Regions from separate parts of the Homo sapiens genome. Here region 1 is linked to region 2. Evidence: chromatin loops called from intact Hi-C (ENCODE). Cell type or tissue: heart right ventricle. All regions are shown on one strand. Each heading gives the region's core, and the rest is flanking DNA. Links, peaks and the distances in the headings are about the cores only.

Region 1 (15,541 bases), core at 6,465-11,464, 100 kb before region 2:
ATCTCAGCAGTCAGGGAGGATGCTTACGAGCACAGGGGCCAGATTCTCTGGTTCCCGTCCAAGCTCTGCCACTCGCTGGGCTGTGTGGCACTGGGCAAGCGCCTGAACCTCTCTGTATGTCAATTTTTTCTCCTGTAAGATTGTGATAAAATCAGCCTCCACGGTGATGTGAGGAGCATGTGTGGAGGATAACATGCGTGAAGCAGCTGGAACAATGCCTGGTACAGAAGTGCTGTGGAGTCAGCACTCACCATTGTCGTTTTGTAGAGATGGAGTCTTGCTATGTTTCCTAGGCTGATCTAGAACTCCTGGGCTCAGGCAATCTGCCCACCGTGGCCTCCCACAATGCTGGGATTGCAGACGTGAGCCACTGTGCCCAGCCCTCACCATTGTTAACACAGCTTAAAGACCCCCTTCCATAGGCTACAATTTGTTATTTAAAGAACAAAGATAAACTTAAGTGAAATTTCGACTTTGATTTTTAGTGAGTTGAAAAAAATCTGCTTGCTTTGGTTTCTAGAGGGGTAAGCTGTAGGGACCAGCCCCACAGGGTCGGTGGGTCTCTCCCTGTGTGCAGTGACGAGAGAGTGTAGAAATAAAGACACAAGACAAGAGATAAGAGAAAAGGCAGCTGGGCCCGGGGGACCACTACTACCAATGCACGGAGACCGGTAGTGGCCCCGAATGTCTGGCTGCACTGTTATTTATTGGATACAAGGCAGAAGGGGCAGGGTAAAGAATGCGAGTCACCTCCAATGGTAGGTAAGGTCATGTGGGTCACGTGTCCACTGGACAGGGGGCCCTTCCCTGCCTGGCAGCCGAGGCAGAGAGGGAGAGGAGACAGAGAGAAAGACAGCTTATGCCATTATTTCTGCATATCAGGGACTATTAGTACTGATAGTACTAATTTTTCACTAATTTACTACTGCTATCTAGAAGGCAGAGCCAGGTGTACAGGATGGAACATGAAGGCAGACTAGGAGTGTGACCACTGAAGCACAGCATCACAGGGAGACGGTTAGGCCTCCGGATAACTGCGGGCGAGCCTGACTCATGTCAGGCCCTCCACAAGAGGTGGAAGAGCAGTCTTCTCTAAACTCCCCTGGGGAAAGGGAGACCCCCCCCCCCTTCCTGGTCTGCTAAGTAGCAGGTGTTGTTCCTTGCCACCTTTTGCTACTGCTGGACCACGATCCGCCTGGTAACGGGCGTCTTCCCAGACGCTGGCGTCACAGCTAGACCAAGGAGCCATCTGGTGGCCCTGTCCGGGCATAACAGAAGGCTCGCACTCTTGTCTTCTGGTCACACCTCACTATGTCCCCTCAGCTCCTATCTCTGTATGGCCTGGTTTTTCCTAGGCTATGATTATAGAGCGAGGATTATCATAATATTGGAATAAAAAGTAATTGCTACAAACTAATGATTAATGATATTCATATATAATCATATCTAAGATCTATATCTGGTATAACTATTCTTGTTTTATTATACTGGAACAGCTCGTGTCCTCTGTCTCTTGCCTCAGTGCCTGGGTGGCTTGCCGCCCACAGTAAGCAATTCCAGGGGTGATCTTGGATGCGTATTTTCTCATGACCCACAAACTAGACGCTGCAGCAGCACAGTGAACCCTCCCTTCCAGTCCACAGCTGAGGACCCTGAGAGCTTAGAGCAAACTTACTTCCTCCTTAAGAATAGCGCCCCATGGTGGCTCACGCCTGTCATCCCAGCACTTTGGGAAGCTGAGGTGGGTGGATCACTTGAGGTCAGGAGTTCGAGACCAGCCTGGACAACGTGGTGAAACCCCGTCTCTACTAAAAATACAAAAATCAGCCGGGCGTGGTGGTGGGCACCTGTAGCCCCAGCTACTCAGGAGGCTGAGGCAGGAGAATCACTTGAACCTGGGAGGTGGAGGTTGCAGTGAGCTGAGATCACGCCACTGCACTCCAGCCTGGGCGATGGAGAAAGACTCCGTCTCAAAAAACAAACAAAAAACAGTGCCCTAAACGTCCGTAACCCTTTTAACTGTGTGAATTTCGTGTCCTGTTGGGCCGATCTCCGTCGGTGCACTTTTGGAGTGTCCTGTGCCGCTGCCCTCCCTGCGGGCCTGGCAGGACCAGACCCACAGCCATGGACGCTGCCATTTACAAAACGCCCACCAAGTGCTACCAGAAATGGGACATGCAGAGCTGGTATGAGCGCACACACGGCATCAGACGCCCAGAGGAAGCCAAACTCAAGAGTGAGCTCCAGCCGTCTACGGTGAAAACAAGCCGGAGCTGTGTCCCACAGGTGTCTGTGTGTGGGGTGCACCTGTTCTGGGCTGCGGGGCACAAGCATGGGGTTGCTGGTCCTAAGGGCACACGAGTGGCCGCCTGGAAAACCAGAAGCAGGAGCTCCTGGACGCCAAGGCTGTGAACAGTCGGACGCCTCCCCGTCTCCAGCAAGCCGGGAGCCTTATCTTATCGCCGGCGCTTCAGCTCTCCCGTTATTTAGGGACCGGCCACAGGCTCGATGGCATTCCTCTGCTGTGAGCACAGAACTAAACTGGGCACGTCCATGGCAGATGAACAGAATGGTGGAGTGAACGCATAAGTGAGATTTCATTGACTTAGCTGCAGCCCTCAGATTTTAATTCTGCCATGATAAACAGCACCCACGGGGTTTTGAAGAGCAAATGCCTCGTAGGAAAGCTGGACTGCATGTCTGTGCACCTGCCATTTCCCTGAAATTCATGCAAAAGCTTGATCCTAAAATCAATTTGCTACTTAAAGGTATTTTAAGAAGCTTTGTCTCCAATCTCGTCCAATCAAGTTTATGTCATTTTCTTAGAACACATTTGTGTATGGGCAACTCTCCAAGCTGAACCATTTTGGGAGATGATATTCTAACTTTAATTCATTGGAATTTAGAACTAATCCCCAAACAGTATTAATGGGTTCACATTTCAAACTGGCTTATTTTACATCCCTTTGTAATGAATTCAGAACAAGAAGGCTTAATCTCTGCAGCGAGAAGTGAGCCCTCACCCTACTCCCACCAGCACGGCCGAGAGAGGCTTCACTGGCTTTAACTCTATTAGAAACAGAAGGTGCTAGGCCTAGTTAACGCTTTACAAATACAAGTGAAAAGTCACGTTTAAAAACTGAATCTTAATAACTGCAAAGTAAAGTAATACTGTCACCCTCAGAGAAACCACAGGAGAAACGTGATCTGCCGCATATCAAATTTGAGGGACACTCAGATTAAATTGCCACTTTTAGCAGCGGTATCAGGTAACACCATCCGCTGAAGGACCGCACTGCCTTCAAAGCTCTCGGAGGCTTACTGGGAGAACTCGAGCAGCCAGTGTTCCCTCCAGCCCGCACACCGGAGCGCGGTGGGCCCAGCCTACCTGTGGTGAGGGCCTCGGCGGTTGCGATGTGCATGATGGTGTTGTCACTCACGGGCCATTCTCCTGGCGAGAGTACGAGGTGGTCCAGGCCCCCGGAACGTTGCAGCTCCTCCTGGATCTTCATGCCTACAGTGCTGTTCTCCTTGCAGACATTTCTGTAGCCAAGAGCATCGCCGACGCTCCCCAGCAACATCGCAGCCTTAAATTTCTCCATCCCAGGAGGCAGCTCCTCTTCCCCAACAGCTGCGGAGCGTCCTGGCCTTTGTCTCCTCCTCAGCCCGCCTGACTTTTATAGTGGTCACTGTGTCACTGTCAGGAGCGTCCTCTGATGGCCAGGCGCTCCTTGTCTATCTCTGCAGGTGGCACCAATGAGAGGACCTTTCTGTCCCCCACGTGGGAGGTGTCAGTTTTCTTCTGCGTCTGGACAGGCACCAGCTCCTCAGCAGAGGAGCCTGCTAGCTTCTGCCGGCAGCCGCAGCACATTCAGAGCGTTGACAGAGCAGGGGCTCCTCTCGCTGTCCCTGGAAGGAGTGCGCACACTTCCCCGTGTGTGGCGTGGGGTGATGCGGGAGCAGATGTGTGCAGGCGTGCCTGTCACTGCCGCCCGCTGCGGGGCGTGCCCTCACCCCTCGGGCAACAACCCATCTGCTGTCTCTACAGTTCTGCCTTTCCTGGACATTTCAAATACAATGTGTGGCCTTCGGTGTCTGGCTTCCTTCACTCAACATAATGTTGAGATTAATCTGTGACATGCGGTTTTATCATTTAGAAAACTTTTCGATTATGAAATGTGTTTTTGATAGAAAACTTTTAAAAAATGCAGTGTAGAGGGAACAAAGTCTATCTAGCTCCTGTGTGAACAATGACGGTGTCTTCTCAGCATGCGGTGTTTAACGGCTCCCAAATAATTGGACTGCACTGAGGGGGAAAGTCGTCAGCAAACCGCAGGCTTCACTAGAACCTCCCATCCGGCCCTCGGTCAGCTCAGTGTATTTACATCATCCCTGCTAGCTCATGAAAAGAATATTAAAAAATATGGAGACGGGGGGTGAGGCAGAATGCACACAGCCAGGGTTCCTGGTTTGAAATAAATTAGGAAAACAGTCCATCTCCCGACCCCACCCCAGGACAGTTCTCCGCAGAGGCCGGGAGCCCAGCAGGGCTGTGTCTCTCCCGTCTCCTTCCTCGGGGCCTGGTTTCCATCAGACCCAGGGGAAGCAAAGAGTTACACCTGGACTGAAGAAATGCGTCTGATAAAAACTCTCGTAGTGTACAGCGAGACAGTAGGAAGCATTTAACCGCCTGGCGTTATATCAGCACTTGTTAAAACGGAGGATCTCAAGCAGTGAGTTCACCTCACCCTCCACTGTCTGCTGGTGGAGGCAGCCATCAGCACAGTCATGCCAGCTAGCATGATCCTGAGATTCAGAAACAAACTTCAAAACCAGCATGCAGGCCGGGCGCGGTGGCTCATGGCTGTAATCCCAGCACTTTGGGAGGCCGAGGCGGGCGGATCCCCTGAGCTCAGGATTTTGAGGCCAGCCTGACCAATATGATGAAACCCCGTCTCTACTAAAAATACAAAAATTAGCCGGGCATGGTGGTGGGCACCTGTAATCCCAGCTACTTGGGAGGCTGAGATAGGAGGATCACTTGAACCTAGGAGGCAGAGGTTGCAGTGAGCCGAGATCACGCCATTGCACTCCAGCCTGGGCAACAAGAGCAAAACTCTGTCTCAGAAACAAACAAACAAACAAACAAAACTCCAAAACAAAAAACAGCATGCACGCAGGGTCCCTATCCAAACAAGACAGACAGGAGGGGCGGCCCTTCGTTCAAACTCTCACCTGTTTTAGGCACAACTGCACTGTGGGGCCGAAGCGTGTGCTGCTGAGGGGATTAACACAGCCCGCTCGCTGAGCGCTTCAGTTCGCAGGCGGCGGAAACCTTTGCCAAGAGCACTAGCTGGCTCCCTCAGCAAACAGGACGGGATAAGGTTAGCTCGTTTATCCAACAAATATTTGCAGAGCCCCTACTTTGTACCTGAAACTGTGGACACAGCAACAAGGATCAGAAGAAAGTTTATTCTTGGCCCCAAGAAGCCTGAGGTCTAAAATGGATATAAACTTCAAGCGAAAATAACACAATGACATGTACAATGTCACTGAGAGGAGCTGGCGTTGTTGATTCCGGAACGCTGGCAGGTGCACCGTGAATCGGCAGGTAGCACATGATCCTCAGACCCCCGTGCTTGGCCGTTTGCCTCCGATAAGGGACGGTTTCCAGCAGTTTGTGCTGGCACACATGACCTCCTGCCCCGACACACTCCCGTAAATCCTGCCTATTGTGAGATCTCTCATTCCTCACATGAGCCACCCCATCAGGTGCACGGTGCACCGCTGAGAGGCAACGCAATGACAGAAGGTACCTGAGGACCTGGTTACCTGGCCAGGGCTGGCGGGCCACACACGGGGGCAGGGGCTTGCCCGCTGGTTGCTAGCTGGGGGCTGTTCTCTCATCCTGGGACAATGACGTGGATGCTGACACCTATAGGCAGACATCCCTGCAGCTGAGGAGAATCGAAAGGAAACCACGCCCGAGAAAAACCAATTTAATGCTTCTGTTCTCAGCATTTCACAGCATGCAGGACTCAAATGGATACAACAGAAGAAAAAAACCCACAATTTTTGGAAAAGCCTTTGTCCAATGATTAATATTTTGATATCTATTGACAATCCCTTAGAACTTTAAATCTCAAAAACAAAAAAGTACTGTGGATCTCCATAGTTTATACAGAATTATGTGAATTCTATAAACTTTTCTGAACAAAACAATTACATGTCAAGAATCCATGAAGCCTGGAAGATACGCTCACGTTTTTGAGGTTTGTATTAATGCCAGTTTTTATTGTATTAGACAAATGCTCTCTGAGAATCGAAGACTTCTAAAGGTAGACAGGCCCAGTTTCCCATTAGAGTTCTGGAAGCAGAGCCTGGGGAAGGTCTGTCACTTGCCCATCACTGGACCAGCCAGAAGCCAGCGGGGGCCAGGCGGGGTCTGCAGGCTGCAGGTCCCTTCCAGTCCTGTCCCTGCTGCCCTCTGTGACCATCTCTGCTAAGAAACATCGACAGTTCGTCCTGCAGCCTCCAAGCACACTAACCTCAGCCATCAGATGTTCCTGAAGCCCAGGGTAAGTCCTGTTCTCAGAAGCCAACCCAGCTGCTTGTCTGGGCCATGCTCTCTCACACCGCAGCTAGGTCATCTGCGGCGACTCTCCTCTGTGCTGGGCAGCAGCTCCAGCTGGTCCACGTCCTGCACAGTGCTGCAGGGGGGCAGCAAGGCACGCCTGTGACATGAGAGTCTCGGCACGTGAGGTAGGGTCAACAGTGATGTCCACAACTCAATACCAGCCCTCCACACCTCGGCAGCACTCGTGGGTCCTCCTCAACCAGGCGGACACGAGAAACAGATGATAACATGGTGCAAGGACAGACTTCAGCTCACCAATCAGATGAAGGTTTTGGGGTTGGGTTTTTTCAGACAACGATGTACATTTTAGCTTCCAAATGTGCACAGGGGCACAAAGGTCTGGATGCTGGGCACTACGGGTACCACAAGAGGATGGAAAGAACCAGCTCATTCGGTTTTATTGTATGTATGTATGTATTTATTTTGAGACAGAATCTCACTCTGTCGTCCAGGCTGGAGTGCAGTGGCGCGATCTCGACTCACTGTAACCTCCGTCTCCTGAGTTCAAGCGAATCTCCTGCCTCAGCCTCCTGAGTAGCTGGGATTACAGGCATGTGCCACCATGCCCGGCTAATTTTTGTATTTTTAGTAGAGACAGGGTTTCACCATGTTGGCCAGGCTGGTCTCAAACTCCTGACCTCAGGTGATCCACCTGCCTCGGCCTCCCAAAATGCTGGGATTACAGGTGTGAGCCACCACGCCCGGCCTTGATTTTAAAATCTATAATTCATCACTCATAAAATAAATGTTTTTCATGGAAAAATGTCTTTTTAAATGTAATTAAAATATATTTTAAAAAAACATACTTTATGAAGCTTCTCAGGCAGGTCAAATAATATTTAAGTAAGAGAGGCCCAGTGATATATAAACGGTGTGAGATAAACTCTGCTGGAATCGTGCCACGTGTGCCGTTGCTATGCAAAGCTACATGGGGATTGAGAACCATAAAATGATTTTCAGATGAATGTCTAGAGAAAATGAAAACAAAAATAGAGCTGGTAAATCTAGATATTTGGTAATTCAAAAAATATAAATCGTGAATTGCTGGCACCAATTTTAAAAAACATTAGACTCTACGACAAGATCCTCTCCCTTAGGGCACATTCTTAACAGCTTTGACGTGTATAAAAACGCAGCGCCCTGCAGAGGACACATGCCGTGTTGCCAGTGCCACCGCAACGTCATTCGGCGGGACGCTGCCGGACGCTGGTTCGCCTGACGCGCGAGCTACGCAGCATGCTCTGCGGTCCCACAGGCGGCGCTATGGCTCTACCTTAGTATTTTGTAAATATTAAAAAATCATGCAGAAATTTCCTAACGCAAAAGCTATGATGACAAATCTCCAAACATCCCAAAGCAGCCGTGTCCCGAGGAACTTCCTGCGGTGTCCACAAAGCAGCCGCTGGCTGTCCTCCGGCAGAATGGGATGGCGCCTCTGGTTTCATGGCTGGTCAAGAATGACTTCTGGAATCAGCGACAATGCACCCAGGAACTGACTGCAATCTCCTTGCAGGATACAAATCATTTCATAATCTTACTCCTGCTTAACTTGCTGCCTAGAAAAGGCTGCGTTTTCCACCTGTGACTACTGGCCGTGCATATTCTACAAAATCATCTATAAGAACGGGCCAAGCTCCTAAAGGAAAGCAAGCAAACAGAAAACCCGTTAGAGCACCGTTTTTATCTCCAAAGCACTGAGTCACACATCAATCCAACATTTACACTTCAAGAACCCAAATGACTTGAGGTCCACACCATTTGTGTTTCACAGAATGAACCAGCCCAAGTTACCCAGTTCTTTCGCCCTAGCACGGCCAGGTCGGGAGCCCTGGTGTGTGTGTGCTGGCATGTCTAGGGGGCTGTGGGCTCACAGTGGCCCCGGATGCTCGGTGAGTGCCCCAGGCAGTCACACCAGCTGCTCAGGAAGGGAGCTAAATGGACCCCCGCGGAGCAGGAGGCATGTTCCTCAGGTCATTGGTATTCTTGCCAGCAGGGGGTGCTCCCTCCTGCGGCTCTTCCCAAGTGGGACCACCCCATTGCTCCCTTCCCCACCCCGGCAGCCCTGAGTGCCCTCTGAGCTCCTGCACTGCTGCCTCAATCCTGGAAGCCGCGCTTCTGTCAATGAGATTCAGTGATCCCTTCTTTCATTTGACAAGCATTTACTGGGTGCCCCTGATCTAGGGACGGTGCAAAGTGTGGAGGACACAAAGAGAAGCAGAAGCTAAAACAGGCAGACAGACACGTAAACCACCCGTTAAAGGCACGGCGCCAGGGCCCAGAACAGATCACTGCCCGCCGAGGGGGCAGGGAGGAAGCAAAGTGGGTGGGAGCCTAGAGGGGAGGCCTTCCACCCAGAGACCATCCCTCTCTAAGGTGGCAGCGTGCCCAGCACACAGCAGGCTCCAAAGGCCCTCCAACGCAGAGTCCTAAACACGGGGGGAGACAAGTATGTGGAGATATATTTATGCAAGAAGACAGGAGCTGGAATCTCCGAGTCAGCCTGAAGAGTGCAGTGTGGAACTGACCTAAGGCATCATGCGGGACTGAGAATCTGGGAGTGGTGGTTTCCCAATACCTAACTCCATGGCTCCACCATGGGGGTCTCTAACTCTTCACATCCAATTCTGAAATGCTTTGGCTTAGAGGACTGTCTTCTTGATTTACACTAAATATAAAACCCTATTTTTCTTTTGTATGATTTACAGAAAATAATAAGGAAGGGGGTAGTATTATGACCACGCCCATCTCAGTGACGGGGTCACCACTCTAGAGGCAGGAGAAGTTAACGTTCTCAGGTGTAAGCATTTCGGTCAATCATCTGAAGCACAACTTCCGGTACCTTCTTCATCGTAGTTAGACATATCATCCGCAATCATGTTTCCAAAGTCCAGCAGGAGGTTCCAGGTGTCCCTTGGAATTGATCTTTTGTGATGTTCCTAATATATGAGAGAAAAAAAAAACCCACCAGGTTTAAAATACAGAGCTTAACTCTCATATATTCTAGTGGCCTAGCGATCTTCAATTAATGTTCATTAATTTGATTAGGAACAAGTACAATAAAATTGTTAAAAGTAATAGCGTTCTGTATAAATGTTAAGTGCTACAACAACGCTAATGTCCAAATATAGAAAGCAGATTTATTTAAGAACAAAACATTTTAAATATTACAATTATAAACTCCTGTTTTGTCACATAGAAGGGCAGCATTTTAATCTCGTTACCTGCCCATTAGCTGCATGTATATATATATTCACGAACAGCTCATAAGCTTGTCTTACATTTTAAAACATTAACTGCTATCAAATTACACATAGTTTTCTGCAACTTGTTTTTTTCCCACTCAGCATAATGTCTGAAACGTATGCGGGCTGACGTGTGTGAATGTGCGTTCCTTTGCGTGGCTCCAAAGCCGTGCTCCATCGCACCAATATTCTGATTTTTTAGTCCGTTCTCCTGTGGATGGTCACTGGCTTTTCCAGTATTCTGCCGTTACAATGACACTGTGAGCGCCTTCATCCCCTTCTCCACGCACAAGAGCGTGAGGTTCTCTGGGAAACATCTGTGACTTAGGTTTGACCCCAGGTAAGGCGTAAGGGGGCTGTGGGCACAGCATTACTGACCTCTGGATATTTCGAGAGAAGTAATACAGCACATGATGTAATGAAACACATAGCTGCAAAGACGTCTCTCCATGGCAAACCCACAGGACTGAGTGACGTCACCTTCCACAGACAGCTCCGCCCTCCACCTGCCACACTCTCTGGGTACCATTCCCAGGCAAGGAAGCGGAAGTGACGTGCCCAAGGCCACAGGACTCTAAGTGGCAAAGTCTGTGTCACCTGGTGTCAGGTGAAGGGAGGCAGTGCGGGTCCTGGCCCGGCCGTGGGTTGGGCGGTGGAAGACCACTTCTTTCACTTTCATGGACAGAACAGCAAGAGGTCTGGGCATCTCTGCCATTACCGGGCTTGTGGCCACTCACTTCCAAAAACCCACAGCTGCACCTGCTGCCAGCAAGACGGGCTGGCATGACGCAGCCTTGCCCCGCACCAGCAAAGTGTCTCTCCAGAGGGTCCACAAAGGCCTCTTTTCCTCCTGAGCATGGTGAGACACACTTAGAAATGGCTTCAGACCACAGACACACACAGAGGCTGGGCACCGCCACATACAATCCGCAGTTCCGGAGCCCAAACCAGTCCACAGAAGTGTGGCGCTGGCACCATGTCGAGGATTCGGAGTTCTCAGTGGAAAGACAGAATTACCGTCTAGGTCCTCAGAGGAGACAACACGGGGGCTGCTGGGGTTGCAGAGTCTCCAGGAACCCCAGCCTGAGAGGAGCTTCCCGTGACTGCCAAGAAGCCACGTTCTGAGGAGGCCCCGGAGTGGCCCCAGCTCAGCCCTGCAGTCTCCGGCAAGGTGACAGAGCCAAGTGGCAACCTGTCTGGACCTGCGGATCTTTGTGTGGGATGTTCATCTGCTGAAAACCTCCACGTGTGAGACCTGAGGTGGATGATTACATGCAGCCTCATACCTACCGACTTCCCTCCACAGTGGGCACACAGCGAGATGCAGGAGGACACTTACCATTAAGAATGTGTTCCAGAGATCTAAAAATTTAAACCTTCCAGATAACACTAATTTCCAATACGCAACAGCCATTTCTAAGTCTGGTAAAAAGAAAGAAAGAGCAGTTAGTAAATCTCACTCTCTTTTTCTACTGCACAAAAAACGACCACTTCTTAGCATGTCAATATTTACTTAATAAAATGTGGCAATCTCACCCAAGAGTCATGAGGCTTAATCTCTACGGAAGTGCTCCTGAGAACTGTACGTAGTCTAATTTTATAAATCTGGGGAAACTCTTTTTAAAAGGATTTGTATATTAAGTTATTTGGATATGCACACAATTCCCCCCTAATTAATCAGTTTTGGAGACTTGCCTTTTCACACATATTGGGTGTTCTTTAAACCTGACCTGATCTGGATACTATTAATGCGTATCATTTGTTTTTAAAAATAGGCCACTGGCCTGAGTGTCGAACTGCAAATCAAAGGACCAGTTTAGGAAGGAAGGGACACACTGTTCTCCAAATAGACCTGCCTTGTTGCTATATGAACTAAGACAGAATCTGTTTCACAAGTAATTACAGCGGCCTTATGAGGGCTCCAATTTGTCCCTAAAGTGTCAAGTCAAATCGGCAGCTAGCAGGGAAAGCGTTCTCACTGATGCATCTACACAGGACACTGCGTATCAATCAAAGCCAACGCCCTCTTTTCCCACACGGGAAGGTGGTGATTATTTCACGACTTCTATATAAATCTCTGCTACTGAAGATGTCTAATAGAATATGAATGCCGAGTTTCAGGGCTGTCTCCAATCCATAGTTTGTGAAACACTGATTTATTCTCTGCTCACCAGAAGCTTGATAACGATTTCTTTTTATATGCTTGACACAGCAAGTATATAAAGGGGTTCAGAATTCTATTTTTTTAAAGTGACCGGCCGGGCGTGGTGGCTCACGCCTGTAATCTCAGCACTTTGGGAGGCTGAGGCGGGTGGATCACCTGAGGTCAGGAGTTTGAGACCAGCCTGACCAACATGGAGAAACCCCGTCTCTACTAAAAATACAAAATTAGCTGGGCGTGGTGGCTCATGCCTGTAGTCCCAGCTACTGGGGAGGCTGAGGCAGGAGAATCACTTGAACCTGGGAGGCGGAGGTTGTGGTGAGCCGAGATTGCGCCACTGCACTCCAGCCTGGGCAACAAGAGCGAAACTCCGTCTCAAAAAAAAAAAAAATTAAATAAATAAATAAATAAAATAAAAAATAAATACATAAAGTGACCTCCTTTAATCATGTTGAATAGTGTTCACCACTTTTAGGCAATAAAAGAAGAGTTATATTTATGTAAGATTAATGTGAAAAGCAGATTAATAAAAGTTAGGTAATATGTTAGTTTAAATGCAAAGTACATAACTAAACACTTCTCAAAAGGTTTTTTTCTAAATCTGGTTTAATCCCACTTAAACAGAAGTTATTAAAGTTGGAGCTGTAGCAAGATTTCCAGGGTCGATCATTATTAAAATGGGATAAGAAAGAGGCATATGAGTAGCAAATCCCACTTTAAATAAAACGCCTCTAAATTCCCCGTGTGCAAAGGCTTCATGACCAACTTTATCAGTTTTGAATACCCTGGAGTCTGAATCAGAAAGAAAGAGAGAGTCAGAAAGTGCCAAGTAACTGAGATATGGAACAGCTCTCTAGACCTTACCGATGGGACCCGCAGTAAAATGCTAAGAAGATGATTAGTCTTGTCCTGCTTATAAGTCTACATCCTTATCACTTAGGAAGAACATTAATTGAAATCTATATTCAACTCATCTTAATGATGTAAAGCTTTCACATTGAGAAATGGAGGTGAACCTGGGGAGGAAAAAAAAATAAAGTTTTATGGCACACATTTAATCTAGTTACTTTGGGTTAGTTTTGGTGCTAAAAACTTTTCTTACAAAGGACCTGATTTGTATGTTTGTCAATCACATTATCAAAAGTAAATATATGCTTTTTCAATATTTATTATTATTTACATAAAAATGTTTAATATTGTCCTAATGGACTTAGCCATTTGCAAAACAGTAACAACAACAACAAAAACAACAACTCAGAATGGCAGGACTCGAGAGTGGAAACAAGACCAACAGCTACTCTGGTGGCTACATCTTTATAGCAGCTATTTTCTTTCCCAGAACCTCTAAAAAGTCCCATCTCCTAAGTGAAAACATGTTAGAAGAAGGCATTACTACTTAAAATTCATGCTTGTGATGCTCCACTTAGGATTAGACAATGAAGATGTGTCCTCTATCAAAAAAGTACCTTAGGGCAGACATAAAAATTAGCTCTCATGAAACTTCACTTCCTCAAACATCAAGATTCTCAAAGCTGGCCGGGCACAGTGGCTCACACCTGTAATCATAGCACTTTAGGAGGCCGCGGCAGGAGGATCACTTGAAGTCAAGAGTTTGAGACCAGCCTGGGCAACAGAGCAAGACCCTCACCTCTTTAAAAAAAAAAAACAAAAACAAAAACACAAAAGATTCCCAAAGCCAACTGATTCAAGACTCTAGCCAGTATGAAACTATGTTGTTTCTTACATTAAAACAGAGCCAAGTAACTTTATCCTCTCTATTAGGTTAACCGTTAGTTAAGAGTAAAGCATCATCTTACATAAAAACAATACAGTACAATCTTCACACACACAGATACACATAGACACACACAGATACCCACAAAGAGACACAGACACACACAGACACACACAGAGACACACAGACATATATAAACAGACACAAACACACACACAGACACAGACACAAAGGAAATAAAGGGTAATCTGTGTCTTTTGGCTCCATGTTCCCACGGCAGTCCATGCTTTTTCTGGAACAGTTGGACACTTGTCTTGACCTGTTCAATTTATACTTAATTCCTCACAAGACCGACCACATCATCTTTGGAAATGGTAAACTGACGGCTCTACTTCTGGGCTATAGTCATAAAATTACTCTTCTTGCTTTATTTCTGTTTTTAAAAAGCCCTCAAAAAACTTTTCTAAAAATAGTGTATAATCTATTTGAAGTGTTTACAAAATCTAATCTTTTCCCGAGGAGGCTATTGTTTTCTTTAATAAAATTTCATATTCTCTCAGCTATTGTCATGAAGCAAAGAAACAAAACCAGTAATGCTTCCCATCCTATAGTGAATGATTCTGACAAACATTTCATTTAAGTATCTACAGGAGTAAACAAGTCCTTGTTGTCAGTGAGGAATTCAAGGATAAACTATAAATCTGTTGCAGCTTTCAATGGCCTGTTCTGCCACTGAAAGCTTTGATGCTTAAGGAAATTTATAAAACGCAGGCTGAACATGGTAGGTCCTGAATCTTAAAAATGTTTCCAAACACTCTCTACCCATATACTGACCTTCCTTGAAACATTCATGCACAAAGAAAATAAATTTTGCAACTCTGAACTGGGCAATTAATTTAGACTCTAATTTATAACCTCCCGGAAATTACCATGGAATGAAGTGGTGGCACCGAGTGGAAGGGACGCTGCGCGTTTCCAGGACGGGGCAGTTGGACGTTGCTGCGGGGGACACGGCAGCCTCTGCAGGCCCAGTGCTTCTGCCCAAGCCACCACGCTGCAAGGAGGCCCACGTGGGGCAGCTGGAGGCAGGTGGGAGGCCATGGCGGAGAGCAGCACGGATGGAAGAGAAAGGCCACTCAGCAGAATCTGCCCAAGTTCCTGACCCAATGGATCATGAGCTACCAAAATGACTGTCATTTGAAGCCACTGCGTTTTGAGGTGTTTGCTGCGCAGTCATTACTAACCCAGGCAGCCGGCCTGGCTGAAGCCCCAGGGCCTGTGTTTCCAGCAAGTTCTGCAGTGATGCTGATCTTGCTGGCTTTGCCAAGGGCCTAGAAAAGCTCCATAATACTTTTCTGTATGTGTCAAGTTAACAAGGCATTATAAGATAAAAATTCTTAAAGATAATACCTACATATGACAGTCAGATAAAATGCTAATCTTTTAAACATTTTTCCATGTCAACATTTAAAGGAAGTATCCCCTGCATTGCAGAGTATCAATAAATATAAATGATTATCTTTAATAGAAGCTGAGTTATCCTAAGATTATGCTGAAGATATTAAAGTAACAGTTCAAAATAGTCAGAAAAAAAGTTTTATCATTCACTGAAATTTCAGTGTCCTTCCTGATAAACATTTAACAATAAAAAGTAAATGCCATTATTTTAAAATTTGGATCAGACTAATCCTCACTTTGGAAAGGAAGCTGGATAGACCTCTGAGAATTAAACTGCTCAAAAGTAAAGCATGACCCAGACTTTCCTT
Region 2 (15,541 bases), core at 5,121-10,120:
AGGGCAAATCCACACCCGCTACTCACTGAGCTTCCCCTGGGCCGGAATGCTCCCCCTACATTTGCAAGAACAAAGCCTCCTTCCTGTAGAAAAGAAAACAAAAGTAAAATAAAAAAGAACAAAGCCATTGGGCTTGGGTTTCCTCTTTCCAATCAATCGATCGGTCATCGTCAACACTTTGGTTTTTTGTTGTTGTTTGTTCGTTTTTTTGAGATGGGGTCTCGCTCAGTCACCCAGGCTGGAATGTGATGGTGCGATCTCGGCTCACTGCAACCTCCGCCTCCCGGGATCAAGCGATTCTCCTGCCTCAGCCTCCAAAGTAGCTGGGATTACAGGCTACCACCATCATACCCGGCTACTTTTTGTATTTTTGTAGAGACGGGGTTTCACCATGTTGGCCAGGCAGGTCTTGAACTCCTGACCTCAGGTGATCTGCCCGCCTCGGCCTCCCAAAGTGCTGGGATTACAGGCATGAGCCACCGTGCCTGGCGTCGTCAACGCTTTGAAAAGGTATGATGAAATCGGGCCACCTGTGATTTTTACCAGTTGAGCATGAAGAAGCGAACCCCTGAGCATGAGCTGGGCAAAAGTGAGTGGTGAAAACATGGTGAAGAGCTAGGGCTTTTCAGGAAAGAAGAGGAGACTCACTGGGCTCCCTAAAGTCATCAAGAATTTGGGCATCAGATTATCAGAAGTTAAAATTTATTTTCACCTATAATCCAGGGGGTTGGGACAGAGAGGTGTGGCTTCCTCCCAGAACTGTGACTTTACCTCATGAACTTCCACAAGGCAAGGGGCTGCAGGACTGTCCTCTAGACGCTCCGGGTGAGCCAAGACAGGAGACCTGACATCAGCTCACCTTGGGGAATGACACCCCCGGAGACAACCCACCCTTTCACAGAACTTCCAGTGAGCATTTTAGCATCTTAACTCTTCCATGTGAATGAACAAGGCTTGCTGCTCCCCAGGCTCATGCCTCTGAAGTCCCAGTGCTTTTGGAGGCTCAGGCAGATGTATCGCTTGAGCCCAGGAGTTTGAGACCAGGCTGGGCAACATGATGAGACCTTGTTTCTATGAAAAACACAAAAATTAGGTGGGTGTGGTGGTGCTCAGGTAGTCTCAGCTACTCAGGAGGTGGGAGGATGGCCTGAGCCCGGAAAATCGAGGCTACAGTGAGCCATCATCATGCCACCGCACTCCAACCTGAGCAACAGAGTGAGACCTGTCTCAAAAAAGAATGTATATATATATATATATATATATATATGGATATGAGTGAACAACCTCCACCTAGGGCTTTCCTAAAGGTAAGACCAAAGCAGAAGAATGAAAACAGAGAATTCAGGAAGCAGAAAAAAATGTCATGGAAAATGTTTTAAAAACCTATCATTAGGCCAGGCGCAGTGACTCACGCCTAGCACATTGGGAGGCTGAGGTGGGCGGATTGCCTGAGCTCAGGAGTTCAAGACCAGCCTGGGCCACATGGTGAAACCCTGTCTCTACTAAAACTACAAAAAAAAAAAAAAAAAGCCAGGTGTGTGGCCCGGCATAGTGGCACCCAACTGTAGTCCCAGCTACTCGGGAGGCTGAGGCATGAGAATCGCTTGAACCTGGGAGACAGAGGTTGCAGTGAGCGAGATCACACCACTGCACTCCAGCCTGGGCGACAAAGCGAGAGTCTGTCTCCAAGAAAAAAGAACAATAAATAAATAAAATAAAAACTTACCATTAATACACTGTCAGGGATAGTACATCCATAAAATAAGAACAGAATATCATGAAAAATGATCAAGAAAAAAATCTCTTTGAAATGAAAAAAAAAAAATTACCAAGATAAAAACGCTCAGGGGAGATGGAAGAGACGGTGGAACCTAGGAGCTTGGCGAATGCTCCTGAGACCTGGGTTCTTTCCCAGGTGGCTTCTGGCAGCTCTGTCCCTGGTGTCTTTGGTTCTCTTTTTCTGGACCCTCTTTTGGCTGGATGATGGACTGCCTGGTTTGATCCTCTAATTTGCTTACATTTTCCCTGCCATTTTCCATTTCTTTGTCTCAGTCATATGGGCACCACAGATACCCACACAGTAAATGAAAAAAGTCCCCTACAAATCACATCATCACAAAATTTCAGAACACTGAATAAAGTTCTAAATAGCTTTCAGAAAGAAACTAAATCAGCTCTCAGGCAAAGGGACAGAGATAAAAAGGCCTTGGGCTTCTCAACAACACGAAAGCAGTAGAGTGAAGCTGTTGAGATTCCCAAGGAAAATGAATTCCACCTAGGATCCAATACCTGGAGAATGAGCCGTGAAGAGCATAATAAAGATGTCTTCAGAGTCATGAGCCCCTCCTCTGGAAGCTGCTGTAGAAAATGTTTCAAAACCAAGAAAGATGGCTTGGGGTCCAGCACACAGAGCACCACCCTGAGGGGATTCCAAGCAGAGTTCTGGGACAAGAGCTGCCCACCTGGGGAGAGAGCAGCTGGTCAGCTTGGAGGAAGGGAGCTCTCCAGGAAACAAACCACTGGTCCTCTACCTACACAGGTGTGTGTGTGTGCAGGTGTGTGTGCACAGGTATGTGTAGGTGTGTGGGTGTACAGGTGTGTGTACAGGTGTGTGTGTACAGTTGTGCATGGGTGGACGTGCGTGCACAGGTGAGTATGTGCAGATGTGTGTAGGTGTGCGTGTACAGGTGGGCATGCTAGCACAGGTGTATGGGATGTGTGTGTGCACATGTGTGTAGGGGTGTATGTGTAAGTGCACATGCACAGGTGTTTGCATGTGTGCGTGTGTGCAGGTGTGTGTGCACAGGTGTGTCCAGGTATGTGTGTGTGCAAGTGTAATGTCCCTCATGTGGGTGGGGTTGTGTGCGTGGGTGTGTGTGCACAGGTGTGTGTAGATGTGGGGGGTGTGTAGGTGTGTGTGCATGTATGTAGGTGTGTGTCCAGGGGTAATGTCCCCGTGTGTGGGTGTGGATGTGTAGATGTGTATGTAGGTGTGTGTGCAGTTGTTTGTAGGTATGTGTGTGCACAAGCATGTACACATTTGCATTTACTTGGAGAGGGGCCATAGCTTTCATCAGATTTACTACAGGACCAGAAAGCTCAAGAACAAGTCTCATGAAAGGTTCTCCAACAGCTTTTTGAGGCATTATTCCCAGCCCAGCCGTAACCTTTGTGTAAGGGAATGACGGGGCCCACGTTTCCGCCGGGGTATTAGAAGCAAAGCCCTAGTCAGGCATTTGCCTGTGAACTTAAAGTGACCACACCCTGTTCCCCTATATATTTATAGTACTAGTTGCTCGCTCTCTCTCTCTCTCTCTCTCTCTCTCTCTCTCTCTCTCTCTCTCTCTCTCTCCCTCTCTCCCTCTCTCCCTCTCTCCCTCTCTCCCTCTCTCCCTCTCTCCCTCTCTCCCTCTCTCCCTCTCTCCCTCTCTCTCTCTCTCTCTCTCTCTCTCTCTCTCCCTCTCTCTCTCTCTCTCTCTCTCTGCCTGGTGGGACCCAGGGATGGAAGACAGCCCTCCTGACTCATCGACCCCTCCCTACGCAGGATCTGTGAGTGAGTCTTTGTAGGTGTATGTATTCAGATGCACACGTATAGGTGTGTGTGTGCAGGTGTGTGTGCAGCTGTACATGTGTGGGGGCCGGGTTGAATTTCCATCTTCCGCTAGAAGAACTAGGGGTTGCCCAGGCTGTTTCCCTGGTTCCCAGTGGGCGGGGGAAACATAAGAGTGGGCTCCAGCCCTAGGGCAATGGTCAGGCTGGCAAATCCTGGACACGGGTCAGACACGAGCCTCAGGGCATCTGCCACTGCAAGCAAGTTTCCCATGTGAGTGACCCCAGGCACACAATGGACAACCAGGCATTAGGCCATCCATCAGGTAAGAGAAGCATCCCATAGAAGGCGCATGGTAAACATCACATCTGGCCCGTGCATTTCCCCAGAGGGCAGGGTTGCCACCCACTCTGGTACTGGAACCCCAGTTTAGCAGGGGGCTCCCAAAACAACTTGGCATAAAGAACAATCTGAAAGCACGCAGCCTCAGGGAGAGCAGGCCCTCACCCACTTCTTAGTCCTGCAGTGTGTGAAACAGTGACAGAGCATTCTGAAGAGATCCCTTAGGCCACGTGTTGTTCCCATGGTGTGAACACATTTAGGAGGACTTGGTGCTACGTGGCACAGCCTGCATCAGCTAGCAGAGAGGCTCTCAGATTGGAGAGGACAGAAGAATCATCACGAGAGGGCTTCTCAAAACACAGTTGATGGGCAAACCCAGAGGTCTGGGTTGGGCCTGAGAATGTGCATTTCCGACAAATATTCAGGCATTGCTGTTGCTGCTGGCCTGGGACCCTGTCATGAGGAGCACGGATCTGCACAGTTGTCCCTCATTACATGTTTGCTGATTGACTGAATGAGTGAATCCAGGCAGTGAGAATAATGGCACTCAGAGGAGGGGCCCAAGGAACAGAGTTGGGAGTGGTTGCTGTGCTGTGATCCCTTGAAGGTTGGTTTAGAGGCTTGTTTCTCAAACAGCACCCTCTCAGTGGAGAGGAAATTCAATTTGGAAGATGATGACTGCCATTAGAAAGGGAAGTGGAACAGAGTAGAGGGTGAGGGTGCACCATCTCATGAAGCTTTGGTTCCATTTTACACCTACTTCTCACTCGTGTGTGTTTGTGTGTGCTGATGAGGCAAAAAGTAGCTTCTCACTGAGGCAGTCAAGAAAGTCTGAAGCCACCAGGTGTAATGTCACTGAGGAAAGAAGGCCCAAATGGCAGGGGCAGGAAACAGGCCGCCCGGCGTGGTCAGTGACCAGAGGGCTGCGAAATGAAGTCCTGAGAACCCAGGGCTGGGGATGGGGCTGTGGCTCTCTTTCCGTGGGTGTGTAACTGGAATCTTTCCTTTCACAATCTAACTAGATTATTCCATGATCTATGAATAAGATGAAGTGTGGCCCAGAGAAACAGACCCAAGAACTAGAGGCAAGGGGAGTACGAGGGGCTGTGAGGAAATAATTGAAAAGGGATACATGTAGCTGTTGTCTATGTGAAGGATTACAAAAAAAGGGTGTCACTGGCAGGTGCGGTGGCTCACGCCTGTCATCCCAGCATTTTGGGAGGCCGAGGCGGGCAGATCACGAGGTCAGGAGATCGAGACCATCCTGGCTAACATGGTGAAAACCCATCTGTACTAAAAATACAAAAAATTAGCCAGGCGTGGTGGCACCGCCTGTAGTCACAGCTACTCGGGAGCCTGAGGCAGGAGAATCACTTGAACTTGGGAGGCAGAGGTTGCAGTGAGTCGAGACTGCGGCAGTGCACTCCAGCCTGGGAGACAGAGCGAGACTCCATCTCAAAAAGAAAAAAAAAAGGGTGGGGTGAAGGGGGGCATCACTGTTTCAAATTTAAAGGTTGATAAAGGGGGTGATTTATCACTGAAGTCTCTCCGCTGCTTCAGTGGTCTGGGGTGAGACGTGCCTACGAGCCAATGTGTCCATAAGCCGATGTGTCCCAGCAGGTGTCACCTGCACCCCGTGGGAAAAGAGCACATTTCTGGGGGGCTTTCTCTCTAAGCCCATGCTCGCTTCAGGTGTCAGTGTTGGCTTGCGCCCCCTGAGCACACGCAGGTCTGGACGGGGTCGCGGGTCTGGACAGGGTCGTGGGTCTGGATGGGGTCGCAGGTCTGGATGGGGTCACGGGTCTGGACGGGGTCGCAGGTCTGGACGGGGTCGCAGGTCTGGACGGGGTCGCACAGCTTTGGACCGGGTCGAGGGTCTGGACGGGGTCGCGGGTCTGGACGGGGTCACGGGTCTGGACGGGGTCGCAGGTCTGGACGGGGTCGCAGGTCTGGACGGGGTCGCACAGCTTTGGACCGGGTCGAGGGTCTGGATGGGGTCACGGGTCTGGACGGGGTCGCAGGTCTGGACGGGGTCGCAGGTCTGGATGGGGTCGCACAGCTTTGGACCGGGTCGCGGGTCTGGACGGGGTCGCGGGTCTGGACGGGGTTGCACAGGTCTGGATGGGGTCGCACAGGTCTGGACGGGGTCGCGAAGGTCTGGACAGGGTCGTGGGTCTGGACAGGGTCGCAGGTCTGGACGGGGTTGCGCAGGTTTTGAGATGGGCATTTCCTCCCCCAGCATCTCAGGGTGTTCTTGGCAGCCCCTACCCCAGGACAAACCTAGTTTCCTGTGTTCCTGGTGTTTGTTTTACAAAAGCCTAAGCAGCAGGAACATTTGCAGACTCTGCTGAGAGGGCGAAAGGGGAGGCAGGCATGCAATGTAGGCAGAAGCTGGGAGGGGCTGGACAAAGCTTCTCAGACTTCAGAGTTGGGACCGGAGGGCAAGAGAAGGGCCCAGCTGCCAGGACGTGGTAGCTTCACAGAGGGCAGGGCCTCAGGACACTGGCCACTGCTGCCACATCCCGGGCACAGGGAGACAGCCCAAGGACAGACAGACGGGTCCCACGGGCCTGTGGGTGGGTGGCATACAGAAAGTGAGCCAGCTGCAGAAGCCAGAGAGCACTTCCTACCCAGCCGAACGGCGGCCAAGACCCCGCTGCTCACCAAGACGTGGCCTTGTGAGTCGGTCCTGGACGCCGGGGCTGACTAGCATGACGGTTTGCAAGGGAGGAAATGGTGGCCCTGGAGGTCCAGTTGTTCACTCAAGGCTGCTCAACAGGACAGTGACATTCACAGAGAAAGCCCTGTAATAGGGCTGCCCACCTTTCACACACTGAAAGCTGACTTGAGAGGCTGTTTTCTTCACTGTATTGATGGACAGCTTTGAGTTGGTGTTGGTCATGGCCATCTTCCCTCAACACTTTAATTGAAATGTGAAGTTACAGAATAAGAGGTCAAAGGCACCCTGGGGACTGCATGGGCACCTCATCCATGGGTAAGGCTCTGGGCCGGGGTTCACATCCTGAAAACCTGCGTTCAGGAGTCTGTTTCTCACTCGAGGGGACTTTGGTGTCTCCAGAGATGTTCACTGCGCTTTGTTCTCAGAAGGGCTGCTCTGAATCTCACGAAGGGAGTGAAGGGTCAAGGCATGTGAATGGCAGTGAGAGCCCCCTACGTGGACAGGGCCTTCTGTCCACAGAGTGGCAGAGAAGAGTTTGTTCCTGGAAGAGCTCCACCCCTGGAGCTGCAAGGCTGGGGCCCAGGCGCGCTACAGCTACAAGCTTCATCACAGCTCCCTCTGCTTAGGCTGTCACTGGCTCACGGTCACACAACCAGGAAGGAGTGTCAAGCACCCACCACGTAGCGCCCACTCCACGTCCCTCCTATCCTGCCCTCGGTTTCAGAGGCTCAGTTGCAGACCACAGAATCCCCACCAGCAGGTGGAAGCAGATTGAGTTTTACTCAGAGATAAAGACCGATGGTCTCCCCATCTGGGCTGAGAGCCGGTGGACGTCACTGCCAGGGATGATGCGGCAGGAGAGGTGCCCAAGCACGAGCAACACTGGCACTGGGCCCCAGGAGCTTCTCTACAGTCCACACAATGTCTAAAGGCTTTCCCGAAGGCCCAGGCCACTCCCGTGTGGCTGCACCTCTCGTTGGCCAATTCTGCCCCCCAGCTTCATGCAGATAAAGCAGTGTGTGGAACCCAGGTCGCAGGTGAAGGCCCAGCTGTGAGGGCCTCTGGCAAAGGGTGATCATACTGCCTGGGCTTTGTGGTGCAGAGGGGATCTGAGGACAGGCAGACTGGGTTTGGATTGATTCGATATGCCAGCCTGCCTGGAACTGTTAGAAGAAAAACTTTGGACTTCGTTCTACATTCAAAACAAGGTGGATGAGGGGGAAACATCCAGGGCCCCAGTGTGGTGTTATGCAGAATCCATGTGGTGCGGTTCTACTCTGTTTGTGGAGAGAGCATGTGTGTGTTTGCAGAGGGCTTGTAGGGCTACTCTGCCTCCCTGCCCGAGCTGACCCCAGGACAAGTAATCTGGGGAGTGGTCCCAGAGACACTGCCAGTGAGGCTGGAGAGGGCCCCGGTGTGGCATAGGTTCCCCGGGTGTGGGGGCTGAGCCTCTTCCCCTCCCGGCAGTCCTGGTGCCAGGCTCCACAAGGCAAAGATGCTCCGCGTGCCTGTGGGTGGTCCCGCAATGAGCTCTGTGGCTGCCAGATGCACCTCCCCTCCAAGGCCTCTGCTGCCTCCCAGTGGCTCACTTTGTTTGTGGCACTGCAAACCGAATCCTGTTAAAAAGCATAGTTAGAAGGCAGCACCATGCTCCTCACTCTTGAAAGCCGGCGGGTGGACCAAGTCTCTACCTTGAAATCCCAGTCACCGTGCTCAAAATTAACAAGTTGTCCAGTGACCTGATTCTGGGATTGCCACGCTGAGAGGTCGCGTTGTCTTCAAGCAAATACAAGAAAGCAAGTCTCAAGGAAAGCAGGTTTTGTTTCTAGAACATCAGAGGGACCCAAGCATGTACCACATTAGGCTTTTTAAACCCACATTCTACCCAGGGCTAGGTCAGCGAAGAAGGGCTTTCAATACTGAGGAAGCTCTCGGCTCCTCATTAGTCACTGAGATGACATTGTAACCATGGGAAGTCTGGGCCTTACCTCACTGCGTCCATCCCTGCCCAGTTACACCCCACTCCCACACTGCAAGCGGGGGCTTTAAACTGTAAATCTGTCAATGTCATTCCCTGAGATGACATAGGGGCCAACCTTGGGTCGTGTGAGCAACAAGATGCACAATGGCCGTGCTGATTGCAAACTGTAGAATAAAATAAATGCATGCAAGCTCACACTGCTGTCGTCACTGACCATGTCAACACGCAAACGGGGAAGAAGGACCCACTGCTCTTCCCTGCAGGAGAACCTCGATGGATAAATGCCAGAGGAAAGGGGGAAACAGAAAATCACCACGAGGCAAAGTCCACGGAACTGATTGCCGCTGACAAGACCCCCATGGATGCCAAAATCAGAGAAGTTCCAGGAGAATCAGGATTTGGTCTCCCAGTGTCTCCAGGACGATTATCCCCTACAGAGGAAGGACGGCAATTTGACCAGGAGACTCGGCAGACACCACCTGGACCTGTAGTTGGACACATCAGCTCAGGAGCCACTGAGAGACAGCCTTACCTCCACAGGATGCTTGCCAAATGGGCTTGACTTCATACAGTCCTGAGAACACGAGACAGCAAAATCCATGCCCAGGCCCCAGGACAAGGATGGTTAGGGCTGACACAGGGTCTGGCTCTGTCACCCAGGCTGGAGTGCAGTGGTACAATCATGACTCACTGCAGCCTCCAGCTCCTGGGCTCAAGCGATCCTCCCCACTCAAGTAGCTGGGACCACAGGCGCACACCACCACACCCGGGTAATTTGATTTTATTTTTTGGAGAGATGAGACCTCATTGTGTTGCCCAGGCTGGTCTTGAACTCCTGGGCTCAAGTGATCCTCCTGCCTTGCTCTCCCAAAATTGTGGGATTACAGGCATGGGCCACGGTGTCACACTGGGTGCTGGGTTTAATATCTGTGTCGTGGCCATGCTGGACACGGATATGAGGGAAGCCAGGGAGGATTATGTGGGAACTCTGGGTACTATTTCTGCAACTTTTTAGTAAGTCTCAAATTCATTCAAAACAAAAAGTTAAAAACAACAACAACAAAGAGCCATCCACTTGCCCCAAACTCTTCCTCAGCTCCCACTCACTCTGAAGATAAATTTCAGAGTCCTCCATCAAACTTAAAGAACTTCTCGCCAATTCCCTCCGGTCCACACGACCCCAGCTGTCTCTCTCCACTCATCCCTGAGATCTTAAATCCACGACACTTTCTTGGATCAACTTTCCCGACAACAACATTGCGAGGTCTCTCTCTGTGGCATTTTTGTAGCTCCTAACACCTCCTCCGCAGCACTTACCACGTCTGCAGTTAACTCAGAGCCTGAGAGATCCACCCCTCAGATCATCCGCAAAGACCCACAAGTGCTTCCCTCGGCCCCACAGACCCTTTCCACAGACCGAGAGACACTTCCCACAGACCCCCCCAACATATCCACAGACCCGAAGCCGTCCCCTCAGACCCACAGACCCTTCCCACAGACTCGGAGACCTTCCCCTCAGACCCATAACCTCCCCACCCCACAGACCTTCCCCACAGACCCACGGACTATCCCTACCTTCAGACCCTCCCCTCAGACCCGCAGACCCTCCCCAACCCACAGCCACTTCCCATAGATCCACAGACCCTCCCCTCCCTTCAAACCCTCCTCTTCCTTCAGATGCTCCCCTCAAACTATCCTCAGGCCCTCCCTTCATACCCACAGACCTTTCTGTCAGACCCTCCTCTCAGACCCACGGACCCTCCCGTCAGACCTGCAGCCGCTCCCCTCGAGCCTCAGACCATCCCCTCAGATGAAGGGACCCTCCCAACAGACCCCCAGATACACCCCTCAGACCCTCCCCTCGGGCCCTCAGCCCCTCTTCTCCAAACCCCACACCCTCCACTCAAACCCACAGACCCGCCCCTCAGACCCATGGACCCTCCTTTCAGACCCACACACCTTCCCATCAGATCCTCACACCCTCAGACCCTCCCCTCGGACGCTCAGACCCTCTTCTCAGGCCCTCGTAACCTCTCCTCAGACCCATAGACTCTCTGCTCAGAGCCTTGGACCCTCTTCTTAGACCCTCAAACCCCACACTCAGACCCTGAGACCCTCCTCTCAGAACACAGACCCGCCCCTCAGACCCTCCCCTTCCTCTCAGACCCGCAGACTCTCTCCCCTCAGACCCACAGATGCTCCGCTCAGACCCACAGATGCTCCGCTCAGACCCTCAGACACTCCCCTCAGACCCACAGACCCTCCCCTCAGACCCACAGACCGTCCCCTCAGACACACAGACCCTCCTCTCAGAACACAGACCCGCCCCTCAGACCCTCCCCTTCCTCTCAGACCCGCAGACTCTCTCCCCTCAGACCCACAGATGCTCCGCTCAGACCCTCAGACCCTCCTCACAGACCCTCCGACCCTCCCCTCTGACATTCCCCTCAGACCTATAGACCCTCCTCTCCAACCCTCGTACCCTCAGACCCTCGGCTCAGACCCACAGATCCTCTTCTACACCCTCAGAGCCTCCGCTCACACCCTCAGACTCTCCCTTCAGACCCTCAATCTTCCTCTCAGACCCAACGACCCTCCTCCCAGACCCTCAGACCGCCCCCCTCAGACCCTCAGACCCTGAGACCCTTCCCTCAGACCCTCCCAAGACACCCGCAGACCCTCCCCTCAGATGCTCCCCTCAGACCCTTGGACGCTCCTCTCAGACCCACAGACCGTCCCCTCAGACACACAGAGCCTCCCCTCAGACGCAGAGACCCTCCTCTCAGACCCCCCAACCCTTCCCTCAGACCCTCAGACCTTCTTCTCAGACCCTCAGTCTGTCCTCTCAGACCCTCCCCTCAGACCCTCAGACCGTCCCCTCACACTTTCCCCTCAGACCCTCATACTCAGGTGGGCAGAGCTTCTGCCAGTGTAGATCATGGTGCCGTCTTCCCGCGCGGCACTGCTGTCGTCCTGGTCTTCCGAGGGCGTCTTTCTGTCCGTGGCTTTCCGGCAGGGCCCTCACCTCTTCCGGTGCGCACTGCTCAGCCCTTCGCGGCTCAGGCCTGACTGAAAGCACCCGTGGTCCCTGAGCCTCGTGTGCGCTTGTCAGCAGAGCCTGTTTTGTCCTCAGTCTGTCTGGTCTGAGCTGGCGTGGACATTTGCTCTCTGGGTGCATCACAGAGACCTGCAGGGCCCTGGCGCTCAGAAGCCAGCGTGAGGTTCTAGGTCTGGGGCCGGGGCGGGCGACAGCGGGGCTCGGAGCCACCGCCACAGCCCTGCCCGACGTAGGTAATTCACCCCTTTAATAACCAGAAGACGGAAAGAAGGAAAAGGTGCAGGCCAGAGGGAACCCGAATTCCCTGTTGAGTGCGACTTTCTTTCTTTTTGCGGTCCGGTTTCTGGTCAGTGTCCTGAGGACATTATGCCATGCAGGGCGGTTCCGAATTGCCTGGGCCCAGCCTGGTGTTGCCACGGTCCCCACCCCACTCTGCAGCCCTGTCTGATCCTGACCCAGTTTTCTTGCCCACCCCTGAGGCTCAAACACTGTGATTTGAGCTCAGACAAGGTGAGTCTCAGGTTTTGAGTGAGAATGTTTCTTTTAAACGTTGGTTTGATAATTTTCTATAAAAGGCTGAACCCTGAATTGTTTCTTTTTCAGCCTGTACCAAAACGTCAGGTGGTCTCCTCCGGCCGTGCCTATCACCACCAGCCTGTGTCTCCCTGTGAAATATGGTCTGGTTCCATCATGGATTTATTTTCCCGCCTCCCAGTAGGACAGATCTCAGCTCTTTAGGCCGACAACCCCTGACAGCAACTCAGCCACCTCCTGCCCTCACCCTTGGAGCCCTGTCTACTGATGGCTCACTTGGAGCCTGGCTTGGGGTGACCTCTGTGCCAGGGTGTGCGGTCATTTCCCTGGATTCTTGTTAGAGTCCTCATCTGCCCAAGGAGATGATGACCCTGAGCTACTAAGAACAGGCTTCCTTCATGTCAGGACACAGAGACAAACATGCGCACCACGTAAGGGAAGGGAAGATGGTAAAGAGAAATTGGTGAACAAATGCCGCGGCCAGGCAGGTGGCGCGAATGAGCTGAGTGTGGCATCAGAGGGGTGGGAACTTGGTGCCGCTCAGCCTTGGCAGGCAGCTGCTAAGTAGGAATGCACAAACACTGGCCAGATCATCTGATTTTTAAAAAGCCAGAAATATGGACTTCTGTATAAAATTTTGTGATTTTTAAATGTTGGCAATGTTCTTTGCTTTTTTTCTTTTTAATCCTGGGTAGGGTAAACCACCAGTTTCCGACTTCTGTACTAAAACATGTTCTCTAGATTTTTTTTTTTTTTTTTTTTTTGAGACGGAGTCTTGCTCTGTCGCCCAGGCTGGAGTGCAGTGGTGCGATCGCGGCTCACTGCAAGCTCCGCCTCCTGGGTTGACGCCATTCTCCTGCCTCAGCCTCTGGAGTAGCTGGGACTACAGGCGCCCGCCAAGACGCCCGGCTAATTTTTTGTATTTTTAGTAGTGACGGGGTTTCACCGTGTTAGCCAGGATGGTCTCGATCTCCTGACCTCGTGATCCGCCTGCCTCAGCCTCCCAAAGTGCTGGGATTACAGGCGTGAGCCACTGTGCCTGGCCCCATGTTCTCTAGATTTTTAAAACTAAGATTTTGTTTTATATATTTATATGGAAATACAGAAAAATGCCAGAAAAAGTGCCTATAATTTTCACTGTTAACAAAATTATATAAAGTAAGAAGTAAAAGTAGCTGTAAGATCCCCTTCACTTCTCCGGTTTGCTGACGTGTGGTAGAGGAGAGGCCATACAGGTGAAGGTCTGTATGCGGCGGTCAGGTGAGCCCTGGAAGTGGGCAGGATTTGGAAGGACTGACAATGAGGAGAGCTTGCCCTCAGGTAGGAAGACAGGGTTGATCCTTATCTTTGTTTCAGTGGCAGCTGCACTCTTGCATGCATGGTCCAGTTCTATCTCCTGTCTTATATGTCCATGGAACATAACAAATCCTAGTGTAACCACAGCCCTACCCAAGAACATGATGAGACACAACTCCCTAAGTTTTCCCCCCGAAAGTAACCAAAGAACTACTCTGACTTTGACACTTGTTATCCTTTCTAGCTTGTCTCTTTTCTTATATACATACATATATACATAAATATATATATATATATATATATATATTATGCATACATGAGTTTTGTCTTTTTGTTTTTAAACTTTATAAGAAGGATATGATATATGTGGGCGTTAGGGACATTTTACTTCATTCATTCTCACTTGTTACCCTATTGTGGGAATACTCCTCACTTTGCTTATCTGGTGTCCTACAGTTGAACATTTGAGCTGCCTTCTGCTTTTTTGTTAGCGTAAACATTGATGCTGAGCATGATCCCTGGGACAGGTCCTGAATGTGGAATTGTTGGGTAGCAGGGTGTGCAAATATTCAACCTAATAGGATTGTGCCAAATTATTTTCAAAAGTGGCTGTATCAACTCACACTCCTACTGGCCATGTGTAAGAGATGTAATTGGCCCACAGCCTTCCCAGTATTTGCTATTGTCAGACTTCTTAAAGTTTGCCTGTCATATGGGCATAAAATGATTTCTGATTGTGGTCTTGATCTGTAGCTCCCTGATAATTAATGAGACCAAGAATCTTTTCATGTGTATACATATTGGCCCATCGACAACACTGACTCTTCTGAGCCGTGAACAGCATATACCTTTATGTATTTAGTTCTTCTGTCTTTCAGTTGTATTTTATAGTATTGTGTTGTACGCATTTTTCATTAGAGTTGTTCCTTGTATTTCATATTTTGTTCTATTGTTAAATTGGATATTGGTTTGATTTCTTTTGGATTGGTTTCTTACTGTTTATTGCTGTATTGTATATGTATAGAAAGGTGCAAATATCACAAGTTTACAGCTTGATGAATTTTCATTGGACTCACCTATTTAACCTAGACCCAGATGAATAAAACACAGCTTCCCCAGCACCCTAAGACCCCCTGTGTTCTCTTCCATTTATTTCCACTCCTACTCCCACCTTCCAACCAGCAGCCTCTGTCCCAACTAGATTCATTTTGCTTGTTTGGTACTTTATAATCATGGATCCACACAAAATGTAGTCTTTTGTGTCTTGCTACTCTTGCTGAAAACAGTATTTATGAGGAACTTTACCCCATTACTGCCTGTAGTTGTGGACAGTTCATTCCATTGTGTGATTCTATCGGAATTTGTCCTGTTGTCAGGGAGCACTGTGACAGGTCCCAGTTTGGAACAATTACACACAGTGCTGCCTATAGACACTCTAGAAGATGTCTTTTGATAGACAAATGCATTGATTTCTCTTGGATATATTCCTGGGAGTGGAATTGCTGGACCATGGAGTAGTTGTATGTTTGACTTCGTTAGGGAATGTAAGTCAGTTTTTCAAAAGAATTTTAACATTTAACACTCCCACCACCAATATATGACAGTTCCACTTATGTCACGTTCTTTGCCAACACTTGATGTTGTCAATCCCTTACCTTTTAGCCATTCAGATAGGTATGAAATGGTATTTGCCTATGTTTTTAATTTGTATTTTCTGATTACTAAAGAGGCTGAGAACATTTTCACATGTTTCTTGGCCATTTGGATTTCTTCTTTACTATAGCTCAAGTCTTTTTGACAATCTTATAACTGAGTTATTTTTCTTTTATTTATTAACTTGTAGTTCTTAATTGTTCTGGATATTTCTTTGTTAGATATTTGCGTTGTAAATATTTCCCTAGTCTATTAATATTTTTTAAACTTGCTTTTGATGAGCAAGAGTTTTAAATCTTGAAAAAGTCCAAGTTATACATTTTTTCTTTTATACTTGGTGCTATTTTTGCTCTGTTTAAAAAATTCTTGCCTATCCTAAGGTCCTGTTTTCTTCAAAATATCTAATTTTTGCTTTCATAAAGCTAAAATTAATGTAATGTCATACAG

Evidence for each region. Peaks named below come from ENCODE experiments on the same cell type or tissue, not always from the same donor. Only the 100,000 strongest peaks of a DNase experiment are listed, where the experiment ranks them.
Region 1: it touches region 2 in a loop (10-fold over the local background); 47 of 110 quality-filtered maps call a loop at or near these places.

The regions. Positions count from the first base shown.
Region 1 is chr13:113,449,836-113,465,376 of GRCh38, forward strand. It overlaps DCUN1D2 (defective in cullin neddylation 1 domain containing 2), which reads right to left. Exons shown (of 7, transcript NM_001014283.2): 5 at 11,219-11,301; 6 at 9,477-9,573; 7 at 5,984-8,273. The coding sequence ends at 8,194. It overlaps ADPRHL1 (ADP-ribosylhydrolase like 1), which reads right to left and starts at 3,653. Exons shown (of 8, transcript NM_001394807.1): 1 at 3,389-3,653. The coding sequence starts at 3,602. RefSeq lists enhancers at 1,685-2,186, 6,183-7,113. In heart right ventricle, for the core only: a CTCF peak has its summit at 8,632 (motif pointing right); a DNase peak (open chromatin) is centred at 8,990; H3K27ac peaks cover 2,962 bases.
Region 2 is chr13:113,554,466-113,570,006 of GRCh38, forward strand. No RefSeq gene overlaps it. Among named protein-coding and RNA genes, the nearest start is that of TFDP1, 23 kb to the right of the region's middle. In heart right ventricle, for the core only: a CTCF peak has its summit at 8,159 (motif pointing left); a DNase peak (open chromatin) is centred at 8,146.